Linked DNA regions of Mus musculus: regions 2, 3, 4, 5, 6 and 7 are each linked to region 1. The links are chromatin loops, found by intact Hi-C in ENCODE. Cell type or tissue: left cerebral cortex. All regions are shown on one strand. Region 1 holds the start of Ubl3 (ubiquitin-like 3). Region 2 has its middle 19 kb from the start of Gm36140. Region 3 has its middle 34 kb from the start of 2210417A02Rik. Region 4 overlaps Gm36405 (a long non-coding RNA gene). Region 5 overlaps Slc7a1 (solute carrier family 7 (cationic amino acid transporter, y+ system), member 1). Region 6 has its middle 51 kb from the start of 2210417A02Rik. Region 7 has its middle 8.6 kb from the start of Gm36140.

Region 1 (4,000 bases):
TGACTCTGCCTCAGAAAACCCCTCTCAGCTCTACGAACTTAGCAGCAGCTATGGCTGAGGGGCCCGCGGTGTCATCATCCATTCTTAGAAAGGCCCTTAGAGATTTAGATGAAGTTCCCCGGAAGTGCGGAAGAGCGTCAGAGAGGCAGAGGGGATCAGCAAAGACGCCTTCGCGGCAGAGTTAGCTCTTTGATTTCTTGTGAGGTTAGTTTTTCCATATCAAAACTGCTGTGTCATCCACTGCCTCCCGGGTGATGCTGACAATAGATTCGAGGACGGATGGTGTCACCCTTCCCTGCTGTGCCCCGGCAGGCTCCTCTCTGCAGCCCCTCACTTCACGCTCCACAGTAAAGGCAGCACGGCAGAGAAATCCGTTTGTGTTCTGCAGTGCTCCTTCATGCCTGAATTATGTCAGGAGAGGGTTCCAACGAGTTTTGTGGATAATAACATCTCAGCCTGTCTTATTTGAGTAGTTAGAAATGCAACCAGGTGCAGCAAGCTTACTTTTAAAAGGCGCGGCCTTATACAGAAGGGGCAGTGGCAGACAGCATCCCGTAGAAGACATGCTGTGTGATTTTGGGCTCAAAGTAGGGGTCATTACATCCCTGGCAATGGGGCTGGCGGACAGCTTTCCTTCGTTCTGCCAACTTCTGCTTCTTGCCTTTCAACAGCACTTAGGTCTGTCAGAGCCATGGTGGGTGGTGGGGAGGGGGAAGGAGGCTGAGGAGAGTAGGCGTGGCATGGGAAAGGGGGCTGAGAGTAGGTGTGGCATGGGGAATTAACGTGGTAAACATCTTTAAATGGTAATGCAGTACTCCTTCAGAATCTGTTGGTGGACTGAAAAGCTTCAGTTGTTTGGATTTCCAGAAGGGTTCATGGTGGGGAAGGGTTCTGTGCTTATTAAACACACACGGAGAGAAACTACATTAAGAGTAGAAAACCATGGAACCCACAGATGCTGAAATAGGGAAGCCACATTGGGGTGAGCCTGGGCCTCTGTTTTCCTCTACGTTTGGATTCTTAGGGAGTTGGGTCTGTGATGTAGGCTCCTAGGAGTGTATGGAATGCCTTCAGCCAGGCCGCCACTCAAGAGACAAGTAGGTCCTCTGAAGTGTCCCGTGAGTTCCCGTCCGATGAGGGAACACGTGACTGGGGAGATGGTTCTGGGGAATGACGCAGGCTCCTAGACAACAGGGACTGCATAGCTCACGTCTGAACTCTCAGTGGCCGCAGAGCCTGTGGTGCACCTGTGCGTCGAGAGAGAAAGAGGATGAGTAGCCACCGTTCACGTCAGAAGATGTGCTGTTATTTACAAAACGATGTATGTGCCATGCATGAAATCATCCTTAACAGCACCCAGACTTTAGCCCTGGAAGGTAGGCAAGGCTGCCTTTAGGTGAGGTCACAACTGTAGGTGGGTGTAATAGTATCGTGTGGAGACTGCCCTTCCGAAAGGTCTGAGATATGAATAAGGCTCAACTGAATACTTGTGGTTTCTGTATTCTGATCCTAGATCCGTGGTAGACATTATTTTTTCACCTAAATATTCTAGCATCGGCATTATATTATGCTGTTTTAAATTCACAATACAATTACGTCACCGGGTCAAACAGGGGCTAGGCTGGGAAGTGGTGAATCTACATGTAGTCTCCACTACCACTATATAGTTTCTGGTCATTTCAATTAAGCGGATTGCAGCTTTATGGCCCTAGGACTTCAGGAAACGTGTGTTCAGACATTGCCTCTGCTTCACAAGAGTCTTGTTTCTGTTGAACTTCCACGGCCTTATTGGAAATCAATGATTGTTTCTGATCTTCAAACTGTCATGTTGAGGAGACCTAAAGATTAACTCACTCAATAAAATGGTTTGAGATTGCAGGATGTGGAGAACTTGCAATGATTAAAACACATGCTTCTGCACCACGGTGTGTCCTATTTTAACTGTGTCTACACAGTGCGCGAGGGAATTTCTCCGTGCAAGTTGTTTTCCTCCAACAATCCGCGTGATCATGGCATTTCTGGACACAGGTAGGGACTGACTCCAGAGCAAGAGCCTCTAAACTGAACCGAGACAAGGGCGCTATCCTTTCCTAGCAACTGTTGCTATGCGGGGGCGTGGCATCGATGCGGGCAAGGACGCCCCGGAGGCCCCTTCCCCTCACCTGCACAAACTACATTTCCCATGATGCTCCGAGAGGGCTCCGTTGTGACGAACGGAACAAGCGCAGACGGGGGCGGGGGAGGTGGGGGGCGCTATTCCCAAGTCGGCTCTCGGGCACCAGCAGGGGCCACCGCCGCCATGTTGGGCTGAGGCGATGACAGGAGGCGGCCGGGGCGTGTGGGATTGAGAAGTGGAGGAGGAGGCGGAGAGTCAGGGCTCTGAGGGGGAGCTGTTCCCAAGCTAAGGGAGGAGCCCCCGGAAGACGCTGCGGAAGGCAGGCAGCGAGGCGGAGGCGGCCGGAGCCCAGACGCGATGCGGCCCGACCGGCGCGGCTGCGCTGAGGCGCCCGCGGCCTGAGCCCCCCCGGCGCTGCGCTCGGTTCGGCTCGGCCCAGTTCGGCTCGGCTCGGCTCGGCGGCTGGCGAGGTCGATGCCCTTGAGCGCGGCTGCGCGCAGCCCGGCTGTGCGGCCCCGCGGCGCGCGCTGAGCTTCTCGGCGGCCCCGGCCGCTTTCAGCTCGGCGCTCGATGTGTAGCCACATAGTTATCTGTACACTTCGTCGCCGGGGCTTTAATGAGGACCTGAGTCGCGAGCGCGTGTGAATCACCGCCTGGGCCGGGGAAAGAGGACGGCGCATTTAACCCCCTCCCACCCCGCTCCATGTCCGTGTGTCACTCGGCTCTGTCCACCTGGCGCGGCGGGTCCTGGAGCTGCTACTGCTGCTGACGATCGGCTCCCCTCGCGCCTCTCGCCCCAGAAGCTCTTGTGCTCCCACGTAACTTCTACTTTTTTTTTTAATTTTTATTTTTTTTTTCATTTTTGGGAAAAGCTCAGCACAAACCGATCAGAATTGTGAAGGTTCTTTTTTATTTTTTCCGTAGTTCCAGCACTTCTGCTCTTGCTTTTTGTTTTGTTTTCTGCGTAAACCTCTGGCCCACTCTCAAAAGGCAAGATGTCCAGTCATGTCCCGGCGGATATGGTAAGTGAACGATAAGTTCCGACGTTCGGATTGTAGTGTGGTTTCCAATCTTATTTAATCGGAAGACGACGCTGGCGTCGGGGCGAAGGTTTCTGGGGCCCGGCGGGGGTGAGAAATGGGGGGCACTTCTGGAAAAGCCAATCTACTTGGCTTTGGAGAAGTTGGCTCTTCTGCCCCCCTCCCCCCTTTTCTTTTAGGAAGCACTGGTTTTTGGTGTGGTTTTGCAGCTTTTTCTTTCTTTTTTTCTTCTTCTTTTTTTTAAAACCACTGGGAGTCACTGGTTCGGTTGTGTTTCCTAAGTCGCCGGAGGCAGGGAAATGCAGTGGAAGCGGAGGAAATTCCTTCCCGATTGCTAGAAGGCTTTCAAGGCTTGGATTTAAACGCTTCGGGAAAACGTCAAGGGCTGTGTGGACACGGCCGGGGACGGGCGGCGAGCTGGATACCTAGGGTAGGAAGAGGCTGTCTGGCTCAGTGACAGACAAGATCGTTCAGACGTAGGTGCACACTTGATACATTTCAGGGGCAGCGGCGCACCTCTTTGGAAAAAGTCTTGCTGTGAGCCCTTCGAAACGTCTAGCTGAACGAACAGCTATGACAACCGGAGCTATTTAAATGTTTTTCAATTCTAGGTTTATGGCGTAAAGCGTCCTTTTTAAAATATAGATATTCCAAGGTTTCTTGGTACCAAGTAATTAACAGTTTTGCATTTTAGGTTTTTGTTTGTCTATTGTTTGTTTTAAGCCAGTTAAGCATGTTTATTGAGCCTGGATCACTGGGCGTTGAGAACTGGAAACAAAAACTGCTATTGTTTATTGAGGCTTTTTCCTTTGGTTTCTAAATGTTAGGGTTGCGAGTGTGTTGA
Region 2 (4,000 bases), 62 kb before region 1:
ATGGGCCAGGGCGAGCGGGGAGGGGCACAGGGGTTTGACATAACCTGTTTTCCTGTCAGCTAGCCCTCTGTGCATCATCCCTCAGCCCTGCCAGAAGCAGATACGGAGTTGAGGGTCCTTTAGAGTACAGACTTCTTAGTCCCCCCCACCCTTGACCCCCACTTAGTCCAGCAGCATCTAGACATGGGGCTTTGACACTTCTTGCTGCCCTTTGAGACCTTGACCCTAAATGCTCCTAGCCAGACACCCCAAAGTTCACAGAGGCCCAGAAAAAGGTAGACAGCAAAAGAAGAGCTCACTCCTCAGGCCTCAGAACTGAATTCAAAAGCCGTGTTAAGTCCATCTGCCCTCAGATGCTGCAGTGCAGAGGGGAATCTGGCCTTCCCAGACTCCTCCTCCACACCGGATGAGAGAAGCTGGCCATCTGGTGTGGAACCAAGCCAGATGGGGCAGGTTGCTGAGGGGAGGCTCTGAGAGGCACCACAGAGACGGGGGTGACTTTGAGTTCCTGATCACAGCAGCCCCCACCGCTCATGGGACCGCATTGTTCACTGCAGCGCAAGGGGAACACGTTGGTTCTGCTCCTGATTGGATTCTGTGTTGTGCTTTTAACTGCTTCGCCTCTGAATGCCAGGCCAGCTGTTTAAATACATGCTTGTGGCCAGCTTTCCTCTGCGGGAGCCCCTCATTGTTCTGAATGTAAAAATAGGAGACCCCGCTTCACAGTGAGGCTCAGAAACCCCTGGTCATGGGTCCCTACACAGTATTATGTTACTTTGGTTAGACCTAAATAAAAGACTTGATTTTTAAAAAAATAGAGTATTTTTCTGCATGTTAAAAGTGCATGGATAAAGCCCATCAGTCCTGAAGAATATACTTGATCATGATAAACCAAATAAGTGCATGATTGATTATCTCTCAACCTAATGCAATCACATGTATCCGGGTGCAGGAAAGCCTTTGGATCAGGTCAGCAATCTTTTAGCAGTTCTGACTGGCTCAGAGGTAGCACCAATAGATATTAATTTCCCTGGGGAAATTTTCTTTTGATCACGCTTATTGACTATGGAGCCTTTGGGCATATGCAAATTCTGAGAATTTATGTTTTACACCTGAAGCCATTTCTTCATTACTATTATTTCACTCTGACATTCCACAGTGTTTATTACACTCGCTTGAGAAAATTGTCCTCTGTGCTCTATACTTTCTGTCCTCAGTCATTTTGTCAAAAGGTGGGCTGTTCCAGTTGCTTCGGACCTCCTGGAAGCCAAACATGGCAGCTCACGGGGCGCCTGTGCCCTTCGACCCGGAAGTGACGACATGAGAAGATTACTTCACGGACAGGGAAGTTGGAAGTTTTGATCGCTTGGTTTTAGCTAGCACGCCCCACCCAGAGAGTTGTCATTTTGCTGGCACCCATAAATGGTAACAACTATTATCCAGGGATTTACCACAGTCGACGCTCATCACCAGGCATCCACCATCACACCCGAGGCTTGTTGATGGCGGACTGATAGCAAGAGAGAAGAGGGGCAAAGGGAGGGCCAGTCTCTACTCTACTCGTCAAGTATAAGGGCCTAGAACATCTTTATATTTACAAAAAGGTTTAAGAACTCCTGGTACAGGGCTGGAGAGATAGCTCAGTGGTTAAGAGCACTGACTGCTCTTCCGGAGGTCCTGAGTTCAAATCCCAGCACCCACATGGTGGCTCACACCCATCTATAATGGGATCTGATGCCCTCTTCTGGTGTGTCTGAAGACAGCAACAGTGTGCTCATATACATAAAATAAATAAATCTTAAAAGAAGAAAAGGAAAAAAAAAAACTCCTAGTGTAAAAGTAGACTAGGTCAGCAGGAGACTCTAAAGTCTGCCAGCTCTCAGTCTACTGTGAGGTCATGCTATCACACTAACAAAAACCTGTTTCATTTGTACTGCCAGAGGAACTCACCTTGCATGTGTGGCGATTGTGCCACTGTCCAGGGGAGCCGGGGTATATGTGAGATTTGCGGGGTGCAGCAAGTGGGCTGGTGGGAGATGAAGTTTAGGTTTAAGGAACCACTGATTCAAAGCCAAGAATAATCCAAACAGGACCGGGCTCTGTGAGGCATATCCCAGCACTCTCGGAAAACAGAGAAAGGCAGATCTCTGAGTTTGATACTAGCCTGGTCCACACAGAGAGACCCCATCAAGAGAACAAAGTAAATAAGAACAGTTTAAGCAGTGAAGGAATCTAGTAAAATGCATTTACTTACATTTAATTTTATTTCTTGTCTTTCATCTATTTATTTGTTTGTTTATTTATTTATGGTTTTTCAAGGCAGGGTCTCTCCATCTAGCCCTGGCTATCCTGAAACTCAGTTTATAGACCAGGATCCTCCTGCCTCTGCCTCCCCAGTGCTTGCTATCTTCAGACACTCCAGAAGAGGGCGTCAGATCTCATTACGAATGGTTGTGAGCTCCCATGTGCTTGCTGGGAATTGAACTCAGGACCTCCGGAAGAGCAGTCAGTGCTCTTACCCACTGAGCCATCTCTCTAGCCCCCAGCTAGTCTTCGACAGGCACTATTTTGTTTCTGCATCCTCATGCCGTGAAAGCCTGGCTTCAGTGTTGCTTTAAAGACCAGACGGGGCTGGAGAGGTAGTTTAGTGGTTAGGGCTGCTCTTGCCTTAGACTCAGTTCCGATTCCCAGCTCCCACATGGCAGCTCACAACTGTCTGTAACTCCAGTTCCAGGGACTCTAAATGCCCTTTTCTGGGTATCAGAAACATCAGGTGTGTGTGTGTGCAAGTGAGCATATGTATATGCAGGCAAAATACTCCCATACACTGAAAATAAGATAAATAAACCTTAAGGAGAAAAAACAAAAAAAAAAGACCAAGAGAATCACCAGGAAGCTATGGGGAAAGCTCCAGTCAAAAAGGCCAAGGGCGCTGGAAGATGCTTTTGCGTGCTCAGAGAAAGGACGCTTCTTCTGGCTGTGGAGGCACTAACAATGGACACCCAGAAAGATGTTCAACCACCAAAGCAGCAGCCAATGATAGATATTTGTGGAGAGTGTCACACCAAAAGTGAAATAAAATCCAGGGATCCAATCAGAGGCAGAGAATGTGGATACAGAATAATGTACAAGAAAAGGATGAAAAAATTGGTGGGGTTGATGCCCGGATGAAATGAGGGAGTTCGGGAGTGTTTTCACTCACCCATTTGCCTCATTGATTTCTCCTTAATGCATAGCGTTTAGCTCAGTTTACTTAAGGACTTCAACTGTAAACCTATGGTTTCATTTTAGACATGCAATTGTATTTTAATGCTTTGTATAAAGGAAATTTTGCTCAACATATGGCTTCATTTATTGTTCTTGTAATTCCTCACACGGTGAAGATTAAAAGTGTGGCCCCCCCCCCAAAAAAAACCGGTCAAGGGTGAGCGAGCACATGTCTCCCACCCATGCACCGCATGAAGCTGAAGCTGGGTGGCGTCAGGGAGATCAGCAGTTTCTTGGTCCTTCTGCAAGGGTCTGTGGTTTATGATTCTAAGTCATCACTGTGTGTTTAGCCACCAGCTTGGTAGATGAGCTGTTTCAGCGAGTCACTGGAAGATTTTAGTAAATAGCATTGTGAGTGTAACTGTACCTCCCACAAAGATTCGTTCACATCCTTACCCTGCACATCTCCAAACGGGACCTTGTACGGAGAGAACCATTGCCAACGTCATCAAGCTAATGTTTGATGTAAATGGTGGGTAAGGCATCCAGCACCTTGATGGGCACCTTGGTTAGGTTGGGAAGTCTCTAGATTGAGAGGCACACCCCTGGGTGTCTGTAAGGGTGTTTTCAGGCAGGACTACCTTATACAAAAGGACATGCCCTGAATGTAGGTACCACTCATCCATAGGATGGGAAGAATTGAGTGGGATACAGGAGGGAAAGCAGAAACCCCTCGAGCACAGCCTTTCTACTGCCTCCTGCCTGTCAGGAGGTGAGCAGCCTCTGCCATAGT
Region 3 (4,000 bases), 150 kb before region 1:
GGCCAGGTGTCTCTCCTAATGAGACCAAAACTCAAAGGCTCAGAGAAGTCACCCCAATACTTACTCTCTATCTCTGGAGTTGGAGATGAATCATCTGTCCTTCCATTTTTAAAATAACTGTGTGAGTAATAGTGCTAATATTTTCCATTTTAAGAGAAACCCAGAAAGTGAAAGGAGATTGTTTTCCTTAAGCAATGCAGATGCCAATGTAATAAAACCCTTCGAGTACTTGTGTGTGCGTACAGCAGGTAAAGCATGTCACAGTGGGTTCACCCTGGTCACATGGAAGGACACCGGACTTTCTGACCAGGGTCATCTAAGTATCTGGGAGAAAGACAGGGGTTTAACCTTCCCTAAACTACTGAATGCCACTGTAATAATTGGTTGCCAGGGCACTGGAAACCTTCGGGATGGGTGGCTCCACGGAGCCTGCATCTGCTGGCTGCCCTTCTGTCGGATGCAGGAGGCGGACGTGGGGGAACCAGCTCTCTGTGGCTGCAGATCTGCACCCTGCCTTTCCTCCCCAGCTGCCAGTTTGAAGGGCATGTGGGCTGTGTGATCCCTTTGTTCCTTTGAAAGAGAAGAGAAATGTGCTCGGTGTAAAAATAGGGTTTAAAAGGCTTTAAAAACCAATCATGCCACATCAGGACGGGTGACAGAGGAGAGTGCTTCCTGTGGTGGCACCTGCAGAGACCCCTCCCCCACCCCAGGTATCTCTGCCCCGCCCTGCTTCTCCTCTGCACCTCGGATTGGGTGCTCCTGGGATTCCATCTACTGGAGCCACTTGCTTTTAGGGTTTAAAGAGAGTCAATTCACTCACTGGGGGCAGGAGACAAAGCTGGGCTTGGGGCTGGGGCTTCTCAGTCCTCTCTCTGGTCCCCTTATTTTTACTTAAGAGCGGCAGGCTTTTCCATTAAAGTTCCCAGATCTTCCTCCACAAGCCCTTTCTATATTTTTAGCACCACAGTCCCTCTTATCTGGATGTGGTAACCCCTTAAAGTCTTTGAGGGCCATCCAAAAAACATCCAGGGTATCTTGTTAAAGGACGAAGCGTCAAGAGCGACGTGCCTTTTACATACTGGACCTCACATCACCTTTTGCTAGTTTTAAGGACTTTATTTACTCTTTAAGGGCAAGAATCGGGCCCTAGGTCAGCTAAAGATGCACTCCATTAAAGATGCACAATTAATTCCGTGGCACTCTGTAGGGATCTCTGCACACGACCCTCCAGCATGGCTCCTTCCTTGCTGTGACAGCCTCAGTCAGGGGCTGAGGCTTGTAGCTCAGTCTGTAATCAGTTGTTCTTCACTGCTGGCCTTGAGGGGAAAAAAAGTCATTTGCTGTGCCCCGAAGGGAGTCTTTAGTGTAATTCCACATTCCTGGCTGGTACCCAGGGCCCCACACTAGCTGTCAGTCCCACCTAGCTCCCTCCTCACCATCCCCGTGTTACACCAGGGCCCCACTCAGGGCTTTGGCATCAGACCTTCATCCGAGCTTTCAATCTCAGCTCTGCCAGTGACTCTGGGTAAGCAATTAATGAGTCACTTTCCTCTGGAAAGTGGAGTTAGTGGCACTTCCTTTATTTGTACAGAGAAGGCTTTTGAGCATATGTGAGACTGTTCGGTGACTTGGAACAAGAGCTCTTCCCTTCTGAGCTCTCCTCTGTGATTTGTCAGAAAAATTACCATAACCAGCCCACAGTGCTGGGTGAGTGGTCTGACAGCTGTCTCCCTGGTGCAGCCCTCTGAGTAGCGCTAGTGAGGACCCTATGCTGACTGCAAAGATAGCCCACCCCCCACCCTACCCCCATAGCCCCCCTTTCCAGACACCCACCTCCATTACTCCCATCAGTCCCTGGGACTCCTGGGATGGCAGGGAGGCTAGGAACCACCCCACCCCACCCCACCCCCTTTGCCAGATCCTCTACCTTAAGAAAACATTACTGGGGTCCAGAGAGATGGCTCAGCAGTTAAGAGCACTCACTGCTCTCACAGAGGGTCTGAGTTCAGTTCCCAGTACTTGTATTAGATAACTCACAACCAACCATCTGTGATCCCCCCTACAAGGGATCCAACACCCTCTCCTGGCCTCTGTGGTCATACGTGTGTGAGCGTGCACACACACACTTTAAAATTTTTTACTTCACAAGAGATAAAAGCTGTCCACACACTTCAACTTTTCCTAGAGATCCGCTGAGCTCAGCTAAACCTCGCAGTTCTTAGGAAGTGGTGGAGCCAGTTCCACACAGGGACCCCAGCCAGCCAGCTTCCATCTACTCTATCTGTGCTCTTGACAGAGTGGCTCTGCCTTTGAGGATCCAGCTTCCTTATACAGAGATCCTAAATCGGGGTATTGACGCTCGCTCGTTTCTCTTGCCCACACATAGCATCAGCTTTAATGGCGTGTTTTCCGAAGACGCTGCGAGAAAGCCAGGGGCAGCTCCTGCTGTTGCCCTGCTGCCACCAGAACATCATCATGGTACACAGATGCTCTGAGGGTCTTGTCAGAAGAAGCCTGTATCCTAGGAATAATTAAATTTTGCTGCAGAGGAATGAACGGGTTGTGTGTCCTTCATTCCGCTATTCGGTCATTGACACTAAGATTCGCCCTGTGCCTTGCAACGGGATTGTGGAGGAGACAGGAGCCCACAGGCTGATAATGCACATGGGATCCAGAAGAAGCAGACGGAAAGACTCTGTGTTCAGGGGGTGTCGGGGAAGCAGGACACGTTTACAAGAATGCCGTTCTCTTTCACCTCGGCCTTCTTGCTGTCTGGGTTTATGTTTAGTCTCCACAGCAGCCTGACTGTCTAGGGCAGACTCACAGCATATCTGATGTTTCCGTCAACAGCTGATGATCCGTGTGATCTCCATCCTATAAGGTTTAAGGGATTCTGGGAAATTCCTGGTGTGATGCCACAGACATCATAAGGTCACAAGACGGTGTGTGTTAATGGGTTGCTGGCATCCACCCGCCGGCTACACTGCCAGATGTATCTGAGCCTAGGACATATAATTATGTCCAGTACACAATATTGACAGCGCTGGTAAATAGCTAGACTGCTAGTTTATGCATCTTCCATGCTTTCCTTCCATTCTTTCAGAGTGTGTGTCTACTTATTAAAAGCAGTTTACTGTAAATGATCGACCGGCATTAAACTCCACCCCGAGATCTACCAGCATCTGGTGTTTACTGTCTCTTGACCACATGGGATAATTCGCCTGGACACTCAGGCTGGCCCAGCAGTGAGCTGTCTTCTCAGGTTAAGTAGCACAGGATTGAGGCTGCCTGGAGCTTTACCCCTCCTAACACCCAGTCCCTGGAGTCAGGTCAGTCTGACCTCACCCCTTGGATCTAGGCTATGGCTAAGTGACTCAGGCCAGATAAGAGTTCTGTCTGCCTGGCCACCGGGCCACCTGGATTGATATAGAGATAGAGTTTGCCAGGTAAGATGCAGGCTATTTTATTTTTTAAAGATTTATTTATTTATTTTATGTATGTGAGTGCACTGTAGCTATCTTCAGACACTCCAGAAGAGGGCTTCAGATCCCATTACGGATGGTTGTGAGCTCCCATGTGGTTGCTGAGAATTGAACTCAGGACCTCTGGAAAAACAGTCAGCGCTCTTAACCACTAAGCTATCTCTACAGCCTGATGCAGGCTACTTCTAAAAGCCCAATTAAAAATTTGAATTCAGGCAAACAAATCGTTCCTTCTACATGCCAGATATTTCATGAGACACTGCTAAGAAATTATTTGTTGTTCATTGTGAAATTCAAAAATATTTTTATTCGATATTATAAAAATAATCTTTATAATACTCAGGAATTTCAAGGTTAATGTGACATTGTTATGGTTTGGACGCATCTGAACCCTTGGTTCTGGATCCGTGGCGTGCTGTTTTGGATGACGGTGAAAACCTGAGAGGTGGGACCTGGCTGGAGGAGCTAAGTCCCTGGGGAGCGAGTCTAGGTGGAATATTATCTCTGGCTGTCAACTC
Region 4 (4,000 bases), 240 kb before region 1:
CAAGGCTATGGGTTCATTCCCCAGCACTTGAAAGCCATCCCTGACATTCATTTTCTTAGACTCAGACTTTCCTTGTATTGCTTCACCTTCTGAAAGATTCCATTGGGCAGCCTGCATATCCGTGAGAGGAAGTTTTAGGGCAATGAAGTCCTTGCCACCCTATTGGGGTGGCTGAAATTCTCAGGGGTTTCCCACCGTTCTATATTTTATTCAGAAAATAGAATGCCAGCCTGGGCTCTGCTAGGCCTGAATAGATGTCACTCCAGATTAATGTTTTACTCTGATGTCATGGTGTTAGGCATCACTTGATACATCAGGGCAGAGGACTCCTCACTTGGAGACTTGCCTCCATCAGATTGGCCCGTGGACACGTCTTTGGGGAATAGTCTTATTGCTGATTGGTGTAGGAGGGTCCAACCATCCCTGGGCAGGTGAGTCTAGGCTATATAAGAAAGAAGGTGAGCCAGCCTGGGGAACACGCCAGAGAGCAGCCTACCTCTCTGCTTTAGTTTCTGCCTCGGCTCTCCTCAGTGATGGACAGCAACCCGTAAGCCAAAATAACCCCTTTTCTCTCCAAGTTACTTTTGGTTGCAGTGTTTATCACAGCAACAGAAAATGAACTAGGCTAGCTGTCTGAATTTAACTTTTTTTTTTCCTCCAACTTCTAGCATTCCAAAACCTCTGTGAAGTGCAGCATCACTTATCCAACATATGTAAAGAAACTGCTTGCAACTGTAGCTCATTCATTTCCTGACGCGGAAAGCAGGGTTCCAGGACAGAGCCAACGTGGTTCCATCTGTGCCCGGTGGAACTCTGTCGGCCTGCCCTTCTCAGTAAGTTTTATTGCTTCTTCTCTCTTTCCCTTTTTGCTCTGCATGAACCTGGCCACCAAGATGGCTGCACCCAGTGGCAAAACCCTCAACTCTCCTGGCTCAAAACAAGGAAAGACCTTGGACAGCCCTAACATCCGGGAAAACGGCAGGGAAGTGACGTCCGCCAGGGGGCGCCCTTGTTCTCACCTGGACTCTGCAGACCTGGAGTGCAGCAGGACAGCAGGTGACCATGGCTCAGGAGGGCCTTGATGGGCAGGCGGCGAGTGGGTCACAGAGTCACTAATGGCCCCGCCGTCCGCCACCTGCCGCCAGCCGCCTGCCGCCGGATGAGGAAATGGCCCTGCCCAGGCATCGATCTTGGAAGCAGCTGAGCTGAGCTGTGGTTCCAGGGAGGCTGCCTGCTCCAGAGGCCTTCCCATGTCCAGTCCTAAGGCCCTGCACACTTCCTGCCTCCCTCCCTTGCTTGTTTGCTTCAGTCCACCTATCTTTCCTTCCTCGATGTTTCTAACCCCAGGTTACTGTGTGTGTGCCCTCAATAAAGCCATCATCCTCAAGGCGCTTGTCTGGAAGCAAGTCTCTCAGCTCTCCACAGATTGCGGGCAGGGGGGGGGGCGCTTTCTACTGACACTCAGTAACCAGCTTCCCTTTTCTCTACATAAGGTCCAGAGGGGGTCTGAACAGGTTTCCTTGTGGGAAATCTGGTACCATTGTGCCCACACTCTTGCTAAGGCTGATCCTAGAGCATGAAGTAGGTGCTGCAAGCCAGTCATTGTGCTAGGGACCCCCCTACTCCCCAAAGGCATTTCATTCCCAATTCGCTGGACCACTCTTTTTTCACAGAGGCCAAAATCTCTGGCAAGAGCCTACTTAGTGGCAGCTCAACTCCCTCCACCGAGACAGGGTCTCCTGTGTCTTCGCACACCTTGCCTAGGAGAGAAATCAGAGCTAGATTATGCTACCTAGGCTGCCGCAGATTGCCCGCTTCCTCTAGCCTGCTCCTTCCCACAAGACTGGAGATGGAGATGGATGTAGAGGCAGCCTGCTTTCTCCTAAGCCCGTTCATGGCTTCTCATCGTGTTCATCTCCCTTTGTGCCTACGTGTTTGTAATAAAATACCCATAAACACATCGTTAACATTGGATAGGGACACCCTAAAAGGTGTGTTTGGACTTAATCTCTTTACGGGCCTCATCTCAGAGTTATGTTCGTTTGGAAGCACTAGTGAATCTTGGTGGGGGAATGTGATACCATTCAGTCCCTAACAGAGGCCTAAATAAGTTTTAGGTATATGAGGTCACATTCTGCAAGACGTGCAGGCTATCTTTATCTCCTATGCAAACGAACCAATTTCTGTAAACATTTTTTCTAAAAGCAGTTGTTGAACAGAAATATCCAAACACTAGGTACACTGCCTTAAGTAATTGTTTTTAAGTCATGTGTTTGGAGTTTTGTTCAAGAAAAATAATGTGTGAAATCCACTTTATAAATCAGCCGCTTTAGAAAAATGTCTGTCTTGGAAGCCAATTTTTCTCTCCTCTATCAACAAACCTTTCCAAGTGAAGGTTTAAGCGGGAGGGTGTAGTACAGGCAAATGGGCACGAGGTGGCGCCCTAAGTAGCGGCAAGGAGCAGGCAAAATGCATCAGGCTCTGGATTTGGTTTGAATGAAGAATGTATTCATTCAACATGTATTCAGTCCTTGTTGATTGAAGCTTTAGGGTTGGAGCTTTGCAATGTCAGGATCTTGCAGCAGAAACGACCTGTTTAGATTCTTATCTACTTATTTTCTAGGCTATTGTTTGACCCAGATATTTGCCTCTGCCCAGCTTGCTGGGTGAAGTGAGGTTAGGTCTGTAGCTGATTTGCATCTTTAAGCGCTGTCCGGAACTGGTCAGCTGGATCTGCAGTCAAGTTTGGGCGTGCTCTTCGTCAACAGCTCCTCCCTCCGTTTTCTTTGTCCATTGAAAAAAAAAGTTGCATCCTTCACTGATTCCCTGCCCAAGCTGCAGGTGTCACCACACAAATTGGGCAGTCTCCAATCGTTCCTCCCCTGACGGTTGTTCTCTGGCTTTCTCCTTCCATGCACGGAGAACTGGTTTTGTTTCCCTTGACATCTTGTTTCCACCTCAGCTACGTGGAGGAAGAGTCGCAGTGTTTGTTTATTCCTCTGGTTCCCCTTTCCTCCTGATGGTAAGAGCAGGTCCCTTTGGGCCCCCAGCTCCCACCAGGAGCACCCCACCCCCAGCTCTACTAGGAACCCTTTCTGGGTTTTAGCATCGCCTTCTGTACCTGCCCCTTGAGGTTTCAGTAGGAAGCAGCTTCCTGCATGGACACCCAGGGGTTGGTTTGCCTCTGTCTATCTCTGTAAACTTCTGGAAACATCTTTATTAATTTCTCTCCAGTCAACCCTTAGAGGTGTTAGCTCTTCCTGCAAGGTTTTGATTGAGTCACAGAACCAGAAAACCCTCTTTGTGCCTCCATTTCTCTTCTTTTAAGTGAGAATTCATATCCACCTTGTTAATGAGGATCTTCTCTAACAATGACTATAAGCCAAGTGACATCTGAAACCTGTTAACTTCTCTGTACAAGCCTCTGTAATCATCAGAGTGAGCGTCACAGACTAGGTCCTTGGTCCAATGTCTTCCTTCACTTATGCTAATTTTTGTATTAATGGGCAGGTTAATGGGTGCCTTTATGCCGAAGCACCAAAGCATCACAGAAGATTGTCACAACCGTGCTAGTCAACGCTGCGGTCCTGACTACAGACGCAGAGGCCAGACTGCCAGAACCCCAGGCCCTTATGAGTGTTATGTGCTGTGTTTCCTGGCGTATACTAGCCTGTTGCTTCCTCTTTTCCATCTTGCCGACTCCTTCCACCTGCAAAACAGAAGCTGCCCGAGTCCAGCTGTTGTTTATATGGAGGTACATCAAGGCCAGGGAGAGCAAACATTTAACAGGGGCTCTGCTGGGGGCCGGGAGCAGCCTCTGAGTGTCCTTTGCTCCTTTGGTAGCTGGACACTGGGTCCTTCCTACTCCGTGTCAGCAGTTCAGAAGCCTGGCGAATACAATTACTCTAAGACTCTGGACTTGAGCTGTTCATCCCAGCAAGGAGCAGGCTGGAAGTTTCTGGAAGCTTAGAGTCAGCAGGCAGGTTGAGGTGTCTGGAAG
Region 5 (4,000 bases), 220 kb after region 1:
CCCACTCCCCTACCCACCCACTCCCCCTTTTTGGCCCTGGCATTCCCCTGTACTGGGGCATATAAAGTTTGCATGTCCAATGGGCCTCTCTTTCCACAGAAGCAGTCTCCTTTTGGAGGATTTGAATATATATATATATATATATATATATATATATATATATATATATATATATATATATATATATACACACATTATGTATATATGTATATATATGTGTATATATATCTTCAAATATATATCTTCAAATACATATACATATTGTATTATGTATATATGTATGTATATATACATATAATGTGTGTGTATATATGTATGTATGTGTATATATATGTATATATGTGTGTGTATATATGTATATATATGTGTATGTGTGTGTATGTATATGTGTGTGTGTATATATATATATATATATATATATAATTCCCCAATTCTAATTCTTTTCCTCTCTCACAGCCGCTCTTATCATCACCGTGTGCATTGTGGCCGTGCTTGGAAGAGAGGCCCTGGCCGAAGGGACACTGTGGGCAGTCTTTGTAATGACAGGGTCAGTCCTCCTCTGCATGCTGGTGACAGGCATCATCTGGAGACAGCCTGAGAGCAAGACCAAGCTCTCATTTAAGGTGAGCAGCTTGGCAGGCCTGCAGGAAAAATACCAATAGGTCGAGAGCGTGGTTTTTTTCTGTAAGAAAGCTGAACCTTTGTGGCTCGGCCAGACTTGGGAGCTTCGGGAGGCCAGTCTGGCCAGCTCACCTCAGGGACCCTCAGAGCACAAAATGTCTTGTTAAGCAGGAGCCCCTATGTCTCCCCAGTCCTCAGTTAGTAGGGCATACCCTGTCTCTAAGGGCCTCTTGTTAAATATCCTGATGAATTGCCTGACATTGTTTGGCCTTGGAGGTGACCCAAGGTATCTGCAGTTTTAATAATTTAATATAATAATAATAATAATAACAAATAATAATAATAATAACAATATCAACATAGTTTAACCTTGGGGATAAAATGGATATCCCTCTTCTAGTCTCTTTATGAGGAATGTTTGGGCAATTCTTTTTGGAGTGGGCTGTTGAGTTTGCCACCTCCCATCAGATCTGATGGCGCCTCATGTCTCTGCAGGTACCCTTTGTCCCCGTACTTCCTGTCTTGAGCATCTTCGTGAACATCTATCTCATGATGCAGCTGGACCAGGGCACGTGGGTCCGGTTTGCAGTGTGGATGCTGATAGGTATGTATGGGATGGTGTGTGCTTTGCTGGGTGAACCCGCATTCGATACCCAGCTTCTCTCTGTAAGGCCGAGCGTTTTCCCCTCCTGCTTCCTGACTGGCTAGTTAATGTAGCAGAACCCGCCTCCTTTCACCTCAGACAACATGGAGAAACAGGAGTTGTCAGTGGCTTACTCTAAAACTCCTGACACGTTGTGGAATCTCCTTCCCCTTTAGATACCTTTCATAGCCGGCTGCCCAAGAGAGTTCTCTCTCCAGGCATATCTTGAAGTTAAAAAAGCATGAGGTGAGAGAGATAGTTATTAAGAAAGCACCAGTTACTCTGGATAGGAAGGCTAAGTTGCACCTACTTGCCCAGTACCTGGCTCTGGGCTCTTCCGAGTACCTCTGCCAGTAGGACCACGAGCGTGTGGGAGCTGCTGGGAAGCTCTTGATGGAACGGCAGCTCTCGAGACAATCGGGGCTTGAGCAACCTGGGGATTGTGTACAGTTTAGTCCGGAGTTGTCTGCCTGGATGCTGGCCATCCCTCACTAGGGCTGATGTTGTGTCTCTCCCTACCAAGAGTGTGCCACTCTGTTCCCAATCTCCACCCCAGGCATCTGGCCTGGGGGCTGTAGAAGCTGGTTTCAGGCCTTCTCATTCTGTCTGATGGCCTAGGAGACCCTGGGCCCTGAGACCCTGGAACCTCGTGAGAAGCACCTTGCCTTATTTCTTTGTACATTCCAGGGACCTGTCTTCATTCGGCTTCAAAGTCTAGAGAGGTGCCCACAGCTCACTGTGACCCATTTCTTGGTGGTGGAGGTATGGGGTCTTCTCCTAAACTCCCCCTGCCTTGGGCCGGTGAGCCCTCGGGACTGTATTCCTGTGTGGGTTGCACAGGTGACCCTGAGCCATGTGTTCACAGTCCCTTGTGGGTCAGTCCTTTAAAGCATCACTGCAGATGTGGAGAGCCCTGGATGCTGGGTCAATACTGTGTACGGCCCTTGTTGACTGTCTCCTTCAGTCTAATGGGTTACTTAGGAAAAAAAAAAAAAATCAGAGCTACTAAGCCAGTCTAGGCTGGAAGTCCCAACCTGGGAAGGAACAGTGTCTCTCTGGTACTCTGATGCCACCTAGTGGTGGAAAACAGCTCAACGTCTTCTGTGACCTTCCACCCAGCCTGCTGCTCAGGGAAGCCCCTGTGCACCGCCCAGGATATACACAGTGCAAGCAGGACAGTGACTTTGGCTAATCCCATCCGGGGCCGTGTGTCGCCTCTCCGGGTGTCGAAGTCTACCTGGGCCCCCCCTGCGGGTCTGGCAGCCCTGCCTGCACTCTTCACCCTTCTGTCCCCTTTTCCCCCGTAGGTTTCACCATCTATTTCGGTTATGGGATCTGGCACAGTGAGGAAGCGTCCCTGGCTGCTGGCCAGGCAAAGACTCCTGACAGCAACTTGGACCAGTGCAAATGACGTGCAGCCCCACCCACCAGGGTGACAGCGGTTGACGGGTGCCCGTAGAAGCCTGGGACCCTCACAATCTCTCCACTCATGCCTCAGGATCAGCTCACACCCCCAATGTCACCAAAGCTGGTTTGCTGCCAGCTCGTGAGATCCTGGTCATTTCTGGACAGTCCCTTGGTTTACTCATCTCCCTCTGAACAAAGAAAGCAGCCCTTCTCCTTGCCGGCCGGCCGGGCGCTTCGCTGCTGCGGCCCCAGCAGAAGGGAGGCCCCCTTCTCCTCTCACTTGGGAAGCAGGCCTCCCTCCCTCCCTGGGACCACCCTGGCATCGCCCATGTGCACACTCCAGATGGCTAGTGAGCCTCTCCCTGTCAGCCCAGGACAGTCTCCTGACCACAAGATGCAAGACTATCCCAGCGAGGAAGCATGTGCCCCAACAGTGCTGCCCGACAGCCCATCAACTACAGAATACCTAAAGAGGAGGAACAGGCCCACATCTTACTGCTTTCTGGCTGGGGTGGTAGGATGGGGTCCCGGGTCTGCACAGAAGCATCTGTGCAGAACACAGCACGGTGTGAGCCGTTCAGGTGTGAGCCGCTCATCTCGAGCACAGAAGACGGGAGATCCCTGGAGTGACCAGTAGTGTCGAGATGAGACGGCCAGCTCAGCCCGCGTGGACTAGGGTGACATTCTCTGGTCTCATTCCTAGCAGGCCTGGGTTGGCTTTTGCTGCTCTTGGCGCCTTGTCCCCACTGTCCTGAGTCACTGGAACACAAGGCTGTATCCGTAGGGTTATTTCATTCTCTCGGGTCTTCTAAAGTTCTTCAGACAGGTGGCACTCAATGTGGGGTGGTGACGCCTTTCTGGCCACTGACGTGATCTGTGTGGCCTTTTACATCTAAGGAGTACTGCGGAGTCCTCCCCCTGCTGCTTGCTGTGAATCACTCCACTGGATTAACTTGGGGCTTAATGTTACCTTGGAAGATAGCCAAATCATTACCGACTGCCATATCAGCTTGCGGTTCAAGATGTGTGGCCTGCGCAGGAGATGGCTTGGGGTCCTATTGCTATTCCTCTTGTAGCTGTGGTGCCTTTGCCTGCTGCTGGTGAGATTTCCACCCTGGCCTGGACCTTATTCCCCTTCATTTCCCCTCCCCCACCCCACGCTCCATATCTCTCGGGGTGTGGCCTGAGGGCTGACACCTCTTCATTTACTCTTTGTAGATAGAAACTGCTTGAGAGTGCTGGTGGATTCTCAGAACCAGCAGGGTGCCCTTCCCCCACCCCACATCCCCCTTCCACCATATTGGGGTGGCGAAGCCTAGTGTCTTAGTC
Region 6 (4,000 bases), 140 kb before region 1:
TGAGTGGCCCTGAAGCCCTCTGTTCAGAACCAAGTGGATGGCTGTGCCTTGGATGTGACCGCTCCGTGTAATGGCACCTTTCAGCTTCCTCTATCGGGCTCTCTGGGGCAGACTAATTTCTTACCTGAGCACACCACAGTCACAGGCACACATCCAAGAGGACACACCCACGCCGCCCAGACCTTTTGGTGTCTCTAGCAGAAAACTCCCTCTTCTGCTCCAGTTCCGGCACATTCTCTCTCTGGGAAGCTGGGTTTATCTTGTGTACCTGCTGGGATTTAGCAGCAATGCATTTGTGGAGAAATAACACCTCTGTGTTGAAGATGTGCTGCTTAAAATCCCTTTCCTGGAGAAGATGACAACATCTTCCCCTCCCAGGATGGATGATGGCTGACCCCGTACTTGTGTGTGTAGACTACTCCTCTAGTCCTTCCCTGCCTGTATAGCCTCTACTCTATCTGTTTTCAACCTGTGGGTCTCAACCCCCGGAGGGGGCGTCACAGATCAGATATTTACATTACAACTCAGAACAGTAGCAAAATCACAGTTATGAAGTAGCACTAAAAATAATTTTATGGTTGGGGGAGGTCATGATAGCACAAATCACTCACTGTACTAAAGGCTCACAGCATTAGGAAGGTTGAGAACCAAAGCTCCTAGACCCTCCCCAAACCCCCAGACCTCACACAATTAAGGCAGAATTAAATGGGACTGGTTAGAAGGAGTGTCTGGATACTCAGTGAGGATGGCATGGCCCTCCCCACCCCGTCCCTTTTGAAGATAAGGACTCAAGAGTAACTGTGATTTTTTTTAAAAAAGATTTATTTATTTAATGTATATGAGTACATTGTAGCTGTACAGATGGTTATGAGCCATCATGTGGTTTCTGGGAATTGAACTCAGGACCTCTGCTTACTCCAGTCCCGTTCCCTCTGGCCCAAAGATTTATTTATTGTTATAGGTAAGTACACTGTAGCTATCTTCAGACACACTAGAAGAGGGAGCGTCAGATCTCATTACGGATGGTTGGGAGCCATCATGTGGTTGCTGGGATTTGAACTCAGGACCTTCAGCCCAACTGTCATCTTTTGAGAGCAGGTTCAGCAGAGGGTCCTGAAAGTGGCAGCTGTTTGGCTCAGAGGACAGTCCTGTCCCCCAAAGCTACATCTTTGGAAATTCCTGCCTCCATGTGAGTTATCATCTTTCCAGGGCTCTCAGAGGTCCTCTAAGTACTGAACCCCTCTGGCTTGGGCATCCAGAGCTGGGTTAAAACCTGAACCCACAATAACTAGGAAATGATCCCCTGCTGGGGACAGAGGGTGGAGAGAGCCACTGGGCAGGGTTTAGAACTTGTGTTCCGCAGGGGACTTTTCTCCTATCAATTTATTTTTTTTAAGTTAGGTGTATGTGAGTGAACGCAGGCACAGAGGAGACCAGAGGATTCCTAGGAACTGGAATTACAGGCGGCGGTAAATCAACCGAAGTGGCTGCTGGGAACTTGGGTCCTCTTGGCTGCTGCTGAGCTGTCTCTCCAGCCCTAATACTGGGACTTTTAGATAAAATGGGGGTGAGGAATCTAGAAGACTCGGACCAGCAACAGAGGGGACCTGGCAGAGCAGGCCTCGACCTAGCAGTGTGGGCTCCTCTGTCTTGAGGCTGGCTTGCTAATACTGGATGGGTAAGGGTCAGGCTAATTAACAACAATCCCTGCTCCCTGGGCTACCCCGTGCCCTCCCTAGAGCCCGAAGGAAAGTCTCTGCTTCTGCGTCTCCTGAGCCTCCAGACTGGGTTGGGCTGTCTCTGGGGATACTGCAACAGACTGTGGCTTTTAGAATTTTCAGCCCAGGAAAAGGAGAGAGACGTTAAAACACTAGTGTGGCCCGTGAGACGCTATTTCAGGATAAGAAGCGGTATTTCGGGAGACTCCAAGGAACTCGTTTGTGACGGTTTGCTCAGGAGAAGCAGGGACAGGAAAGACCCTCAAGGGCCATCAATCTGAGAGAGCTGGAGAGGTTTGCCTGGGACTCTCCCAGAAAGCCTGAGGAAGCCAGGAAGCGTCAAAGTACACAGCAAGCTGCAGGCTGCCCAGACAGAGGCTGGGGGGCACCGGCTGGCCTTGCGCCACCGTAGCAGCAGCGAGGGGAGGTCTGGAGGGGGCTCAACAGAAGTTCTGGGAAGAATTCTGCTCTGTGTCCATGGCCACTGTGTGCCAGCCACGTGCAAGAAGCTGCCAGAGCCCGGGACAATGAGACATTCTAATTTTGACAGCAAAGAGCTACATTTTGAGTATAATAAGAACAGCCAACTATGTGGAATGTCTACTCCGCAGCAGCCTTGCCTAACTGGGCAGCAACAGCTTTCTAATTTAATCCCTGTGATACAAAGCACAAACTGAGCACCTCGGGCAAGGACATGGACCTTGGGGCCAGATTTCAAATCCTGCCTTGGGCACTAGTGGACTGTGCAACTTTGAGTGCTTTGCTTAACCTCTCTGTGCATTCATTTATAAAGCAGGCGTGGCAACTGTGCTTATCTTGGAAGAGCATTGTAGATATTGTTCATATGCATGTATGTAGACCTATGTTGCAGAGGTGATCCATACAGCTGGAGGCTGAGCTCAGAGCTCAGATCTCTGCCTTGAGCTTCCCTCTGCTCCGTCTCCAGCTAGCAGGCTTCTCCCATTTTCTGTCATTTGGGGTCACTTCTTATGGTGGAGGCCTCTACAGAACTCGTGATCACCACAGGCTCGGAGCACAGCAAGCCCCAAGGCAGTGCTTTATCTGAATGGGGGTTAAGCACCCTGGGCTGTGCACAGACCACCCAGGCAGTGTTCTAGACAGATAAGAGGCCAGCAGTGGGGGCTTAGCATCTCACGTCTACAGATCACAAGAGGAAACTTGGGTCCCCCAGAGTCCACTGGCCTATGCCGGCTTTCTAGAAACATCCTTCAGTCCCACTGGGTAAGAGGCATCTCTGTGGCTTCCAGGTCTCAGAACTGTAGATGATATGTTAAAAGTACAGAGTGAGCCTGGAGCTCCTGAGGCAGCTGGTCTGGGTCAGAGCCAGAAGAACAATTGTTTGTTTGTTTGTTTGTTTGTTTGTTTTTGTTTTTTACCTCCCTACAATCATCTAAGCAACTGAAATTGTGTGCCTGGAGCCCACTCTTCCCCACTAGCCCAGGGATCTCTGGCTCATAGACATAAACACAGGTGTCCCTTTCAGCCATGTGTCCACCAAGTCGTTAACGTGGGAGGGCAGCATGCTTCTCTCGTTTCCATCTCTTCTGGATAGGCCAAAGAGAGGATTCTGAAGACATCTGGCCTCGGACCCTAGACCATGGGCTCCTTCTACCTGAGAGAGCCTGCTTCCCTGGCCCACTACAAGGAGCTAATCACCTGCTTGACCACTGCCCATCTCAGTAGATTGCTCTTAAGTAGGCATGAGTGTCTCAGGCTCCTTCCAGAAATAAGCATGTGTAAGACAGAGACCCAGCAATATCTGGGAGCAAGGCACGGGCATTTTAAATCTTCCCAGGTGATCCACTATTGAGAACCTGCTAAGCGAAACAGCCAAGACTCCACTGCTCAGCCACCCCTACCGCAGGCTCTGCTGGCGTCTGGAACTGAGAGATATGGGATGCCCAGGGAGCCTGGCTTTGTGTCTTTGTCCCGGTAGGGAGCACAGCTACATGTCTCTACTATTCTGTTCGGTATCTAGCCACTCCCAGATTGCACTAAAGGGCATCCAGGCTCCAAGTGTACGGTGTACCCAGTTGAGTACACAGCTATGGCCTGTTCAGTCTCCTACAACACCTGGAAGGACACCGGGCCACCACGGGGAGCACAGCATACATTGACCTAGGGATTTGGGCAAGCTGACAAATGAGGACCACAAGGAAAGAAGGGAGGACCATGGCTCTAGCCTTCACTCCCAGCAATATCACAGGGCCAGCAAGGTAATGGTTCTCCAAAGGCTAATACATTGAGTCATAAAGGAGATT
Region 7 (4,000 bases), 72 kb before region 1:
AGCTTCTTGAGCTCTTTGTATATATTGGATATTAGTCCCCTATCAGATTTGGGATTGGTAAAAATCCTTTCCCAATCTGTTGGTGGCCTTTTTGTCTTATTGAGTAGTCATGTATATTATCTTCATGGAAAACAGGCACTTCCCACAGGACCCCGTCTCCTCTGAACCCCGCTGCTGCTGACGCAAACCTCTTGCTCTCAAGGCTCAAGACCTCTCAAGTCTACCTGATGTTGCTGCTTGCCTCGCAGCTGACACATTCTCTACAGCTCACCTTTCCTCCTCTCGCACATGGCTCGTTCATCTTCATCCCTTTTTCTTGCTCGTTGGATTTTCCTGATTTATGCCAGGGACTGACCTGAGGTCTCATTCATGCCAGGCAAACACTACCGCTGAACAATCCCCTATCCTGTGATCCAGTCTTGATGAAGGAGTTCTGAGAGCTCCTTCTCCTACACTGTCTCTTGCTTCTCAGACTCCTCCTCAACAGATGTTGGTCAATTGTAGCACAGGCTGAGCTCAAACACTTGACTTACATGCCTCTGCCCCACAACCACTTGGGTTACACATTGTACTAGCATGCTGCACTCAAGATGCTGCCTACTGAATAGAGTATGATGCTAGAGTCCCCCACATCTTGCCTTTCTTTTTTACTTGGGCTAAGTGAGGCCTTCCTCCTCCCTGGCTGTTAATAACAGGTTTGCCCAGCTTGTTCTTGGCAAGGCTCACTTTTCCCAGGGAATAATGAAGTTTTGCACCACCACAGTCTTCTCATCAAGGAGGGACACTGGCAGGTCCTAGACTCCTGCTGCTGTCTCACCCTAGCCTCTCGGTTCTATATCCCCTCACCAGGTATATGTCTGGTCGTGGTATAGGGATCATTCTAAATGCTTCAACTGCCAGTCCGTGCGTTGTCTTTCCCAGTCCCATTAACTCACAGCAGTTAAAATAGATTAGTCACCTGTTAGGCAGTTCCTGATTTCAATATGCTGCTCTCAGAGACCTAGAGTCATAGAAGCACTGAGACATGAACCAGGGAGGAAAATGGTGGGGCAGCTCACCAGATCTCAGAGCTTATCATCCACTTCCTGTTAACTGCTTATGACTTATCCTGTATCTATCTGCCAGTGCCTGAGGCACACCCGAGTCACCTGAATCTGTAGTAGATGACTACTGTGATATGGAGAAAGAGGAGTTGTTTCTCTCTGCCTCTGGCGACAAATTTAGGTCCATCACTTGTCAGGGGTATATCCTGTCCCAAGAAGGAAAGTCAATTGGCCTGGAAATGCACACATCCGTCATTGTCATCATCATCATCAATTACAATTTATTTATTTTATGTGTGTATTTTTGCCTGTATGTATTTATGCATACCAAATGTATGCCTGGTACTTACAAAGATCATAAGAGGGCATCAGATCCCCTGTAACCGGAGTTAGAGCCAGTTGGGGGCCATTATGTGAGTACTGGGAACCAAAATCAGGTCCTCTACAACAGTAGCCAGTGCTCCTAACCACTGAGTCAACTCTGCAGCCCACACAGGAGACCCTTACCACTGCAAAGTATAAGGAACAAACCACCACTTGCAGAGAATTGACAGCTCTGGGGACTGCATGAACCTCATGGAAAGTCCAAAAGGGTCACTTTGAGGGTGGGGCATTCTGGGTGTTTTCTGAAGCTGGGGTGGCTTTCTCTGGATTCCATGTCCACCTGCTTCCAGACTCTAACAGTTGAATACAATTAACTAATGGCGCACGGGGGAAGAGGTCATGGTATTTATACTCTTAATGTGTACTTTCAGCCTTTGCAAAAAGCAGCTTCAACATCTCTCCCTAACAATGAGAATTTGTGAATGGCCGTTCCTTTCCAGAAATAAACTGTAATTTCAGAAGGAGCAAGCCCAGGAAAGCTTTGTTCCTGGGTTGCCTGCCTTTTCCAGGACCGTCAATGCACCGCATAGGAAGAGCTGTTGAGAATTGTCAACGATGTCAACGCTCCTCATGAAAAGGGACCTGGGGTTGCATTGTACAAAGGTCTGAATAACTCACTGTTCTCCGCAACGAGAATGAGATTTCTCGTTGTCATGGTTACCGTTAACAGTAATTCAATTCAACATGACATATATACATACATCAATGACGACGTCAGACTTGACCTCATTGTGTCTGAAAAGAAGCTCTGATGCTTGCCTTTGGAGGTCCTGTTAGAGCCCCAGAAAGCCCCGTGCAGCTCTGGGCTCCTTCCGTACACTGGTTCCATTGAGTTGCTGGATCTCCCCCACGGCAGGCACTACGCTGGACTTAGAAATGCCACAGTAAATATCTCAGGTCTTCCTGTGAAGAGTTTGGACTCTAAAAGGTAAAACAAGATCAGTCAGTCTATCACAGAGCATAAGGGCCGGGTGAGCAGGAAGGTTCTGTGAAACCAACTCTAGAGGCATACACTTATGCAAATGAGCAGGCCTGGTGTCTGAGGCACAGGAAGTGACGTTCCAAGTGACTCCGTTTCCTAAACGACGGCTTCAACGACTTAATACAGCAAAGCGGTAGGCTAGCATCTAGTTAAGGATCTCTGTGGGCTAAAATCAAGGGGTTGGCAAGTCTGTGTCCCCTTTTGGAAGATCCAGAGAAAAATCCACCCACTTCCTTGTTCTTTGCAGCCTCTCAAGACCTCCTTCCTCCGTCCTCACGCCTAGCTATATTGTGTGTGTGTGTCTCTCTCTCTATGTAGATGAATATGGCCTTGAACTCATAGAGATCCACCTGCCTCTGCCTCCCCAAGTACTGACGTCTACTCATGGGTTTTAGGATTTTGGATGTGGGTATCGTTGAGTATCATTATCTTGTCTATGAGACTGAGGAAAGACTTGTCACCTGTCTCTCCTGTATGTTTAGTTTTGTTGTTGTTGGAGGTGGCTTTTTGTTTTGTTTGGTTTGGTTTGGTTTGGTTTGGTTTTTCGAGACAGGGTTTCTCTGTGTAGCCCTGGCTGTTCTAGAACTCACTCTGTAGACCAGGCTGGCCCTGAACTCAGAAATCCACCTGCCTCTGCCTCTCAAGTGCTGGGATTAAAGGCATGCGCCACCACCGCCCGGCTCTCCTGTATCTTTAAGTTATTGATATTGTTTTATTTGTATATTATTTGTTTGGCTTATATTTTCCAACCCCTTCCTGCTTGGTGATACTGTTTGATATCTGTGCTGGGCCAAGCTGAGGGGTGGGGTCACCTCTGAATGGCTCTGCTTGATGTTGGAGTATGGGAGAGTTGGCTCATTTTATAGTCATGTCTCATGGGCAATTGTTTTAAGAATCTGTTCCCTTGAAACCAGGTTCAGTAGGTGAGGCTCACCCTGTCTGGTGCAGCTTCGAAGACGGCGTATGGGGATTATGCTGTCTATGACTAGACACGGGGTTAGGTGGAGTCAAGTAAAGAGGACAGTTCACTGGGCTTCACGTTAGTTAGCAGATAGAGGTTGGTCTGGTGGTGGTACACAGGCACTTCCTATTCAGAATGACGGCTCGAGAGATGGCTTTGCATTAGCAACACATACCACTCTTGCTAAGGACCTGAGTTCAATTACCAGGACCCACAATGAGCGGCTCACAACCACCCATAACTCCAGTTCTAGGAAGACCCAACTTTGGCCTCAATCAGTACCTGCATTCAGTGCACACACTGACTGACACAAATACATAGAAGTAAAAACTATAAAGCAAATCTTGTTTTGTTGTTGTTGTTGTTGTTGTTGTTGTTGTTGTTTTAAGAAAGACTGAAAACCATTGAGGGAGGCCAGGATGAGAGGTTTCTCACTAGGGGCCCCTGCCCTCCACCTCCCCAGTCTAACATGGCTTCTGGTTTTTTCTATAGTGGACTCCTTTGCTATCGCCCACACTGAAGCTACTGTTGGTATTTCGAGGCAGACCATCCCCAGTGTGGGTGGTGTGGGGCGGATCCCCAGTAAATGTTTGCTGAATTAATCAGATAGGTCAAAATAGGGCTTTTCAC

What was found. Peaks named below come from ENCODE experiments on the same cell type or tissue, not always from the same donor. Only the 100,000 strongest peaks of a DNase experiment are listed, where the experiment ranks them.
Region 2: a loop joins it to region 1, with 2.1 times the contacts of the local background. A loop is called at or near these places in 3 of 42 quality-filtered maps.
Region 3: a loop joins it to region 1, with 3 times the contacts of the local background. A loop is called at or near these places in 13 of 42 quality-filtered maps.
Region 4: a loop joins it to region 1, with 9 times the contacts of the local background. A loop is called at or near these places in 19 of 42 quality-filtered maps.
Region 5: it touches region 1 in a loop (2.7-fold over the local background); 9 of 42 quality-filtered maps call a loop at or near these places.
Region 6: a loop joins it to region 1, with 2.3 times the contacts of the local background. A loop is called at or near these places in 13 of 42 quality-filtered maps.
Region 7: it touches region 1 in a loop (2.6-fold over the local background); 3 of 42 quality-filtered maps call a loop at or near these places.

What each region holds. Positions count from the first base shown.
Region 1 is chr5:148,551,091-148,555,090 of GRCm38, reverse strand. It overlaps Ubl3 (ubiquitin-like 3), which reads left to right and starts at 2,303. Exons shown (of 5, transcript NM_011908.2): 1 at 2,303-3,138. The coding sequence starts at 3,112. In left cerebral cortex, a CTCF peak has its summit at 2,289 (motif pointing right); DNase peaks (open chromatin) are centred at 2,235, 2,791, 3,133, 3,574 and 1 more place; H3K4me3 peaks cover 2,184 bases; H3K27ac peaks cover 2,317 bases.
Region 2 is chr5:148,612,639-148,616,638 of GRCm38, reverse strand. It overlaps the pseudogene Gm29815. Among named protein-coding and RNA genes, the nearest start is that of Gm36140, 19 kb to the left of the region's middle. In left cerebral cortex, a CTCF peak has its summit at 1,728 (motif pointing left); a DNase peak (open chromatin) is centred at 480.
Region 3 is chr5:148,705,793-148,709,792 of GRCm38, reverse strand. No RefSeq gene overlaps it. Among named protein-coding and RNA genes, the nearest start is that of 2210417A02Rik, 34 kb to the left of the region's middle. In left cerebral cortex, no CTCF peak of the experiment used is centred here; DNase peaks (open chromatin) are centred at 498, 1,605 and 2,240; H3K27ac peaks cover 372 bases.
Region 4 is chr5:148,791,695-148,795,694 of GRCm38, reverse strand. It overlaps Gm36405 (a long non-coding RNA gene), which reads left to right. Exons shown (of 3, transcript XR_377235.2): 3 at 894-1,378. Among named protein-coding and RNA genes, the nearest start is that of Gm36405, 16 kb to the left of the region's middle. In left cerebral cortex, CTCF peaks have their summits at 998 (motif pointing right) and 2,424 (motif pointing right); DNase peaks (open chromatin) are centred at 998, 2,432 and 2,788; H3K4me3 peaks cover 287 bases.
Region 5 is chr5:148,331,115-148,335,114 of GRCm38, reverse strand. It overlaps Slc7a1 (solute carrier family 7 (cationic amino acid transporter, y+ system), member 1), which reads left to right. Exons shown (of 13, transcript NM_007513.4): 11 at 457-623; 12 at 1,117-1,225; 13 at 2,572-4,000. The coding sequence ends at 2,675. Among named protein-coding and RNA genes, the nearest start is that of Slc7a1, 67 kb to the left of the region's middle. In left cerebral cortex, a CTCF peak has its summit at 2,362 (motif pointing left); a DNase peak (open chromatin) is centred at 2,340.
Region 6 is chr5:148,689,177-148,693,176 of GRCm38, reverse strand. No RefSeq gene overlaps it. Among named protein-coding and RNA genes, the nearest start is that of 2210417A02Rik, 51 kb to the left of the region's middle. In left cerebral cortex, no CTCF peak of the experiment used is centred here; a DNase peak (open chromatin) is centred at 2,251.
Region 7 is chr5:148,623,311-148,627,310 of GRCm38, reverse strand. No RefSeq gene overlaps it. Among named protein-coding and RNA genes, the nearest start is that of Gm36140, 8.6 kb to the left of the region's middle. In left cerebral cortex, no CTCF peak of the experiment used is centred here; a DNase peak (open chromatin) is centred at 2,187.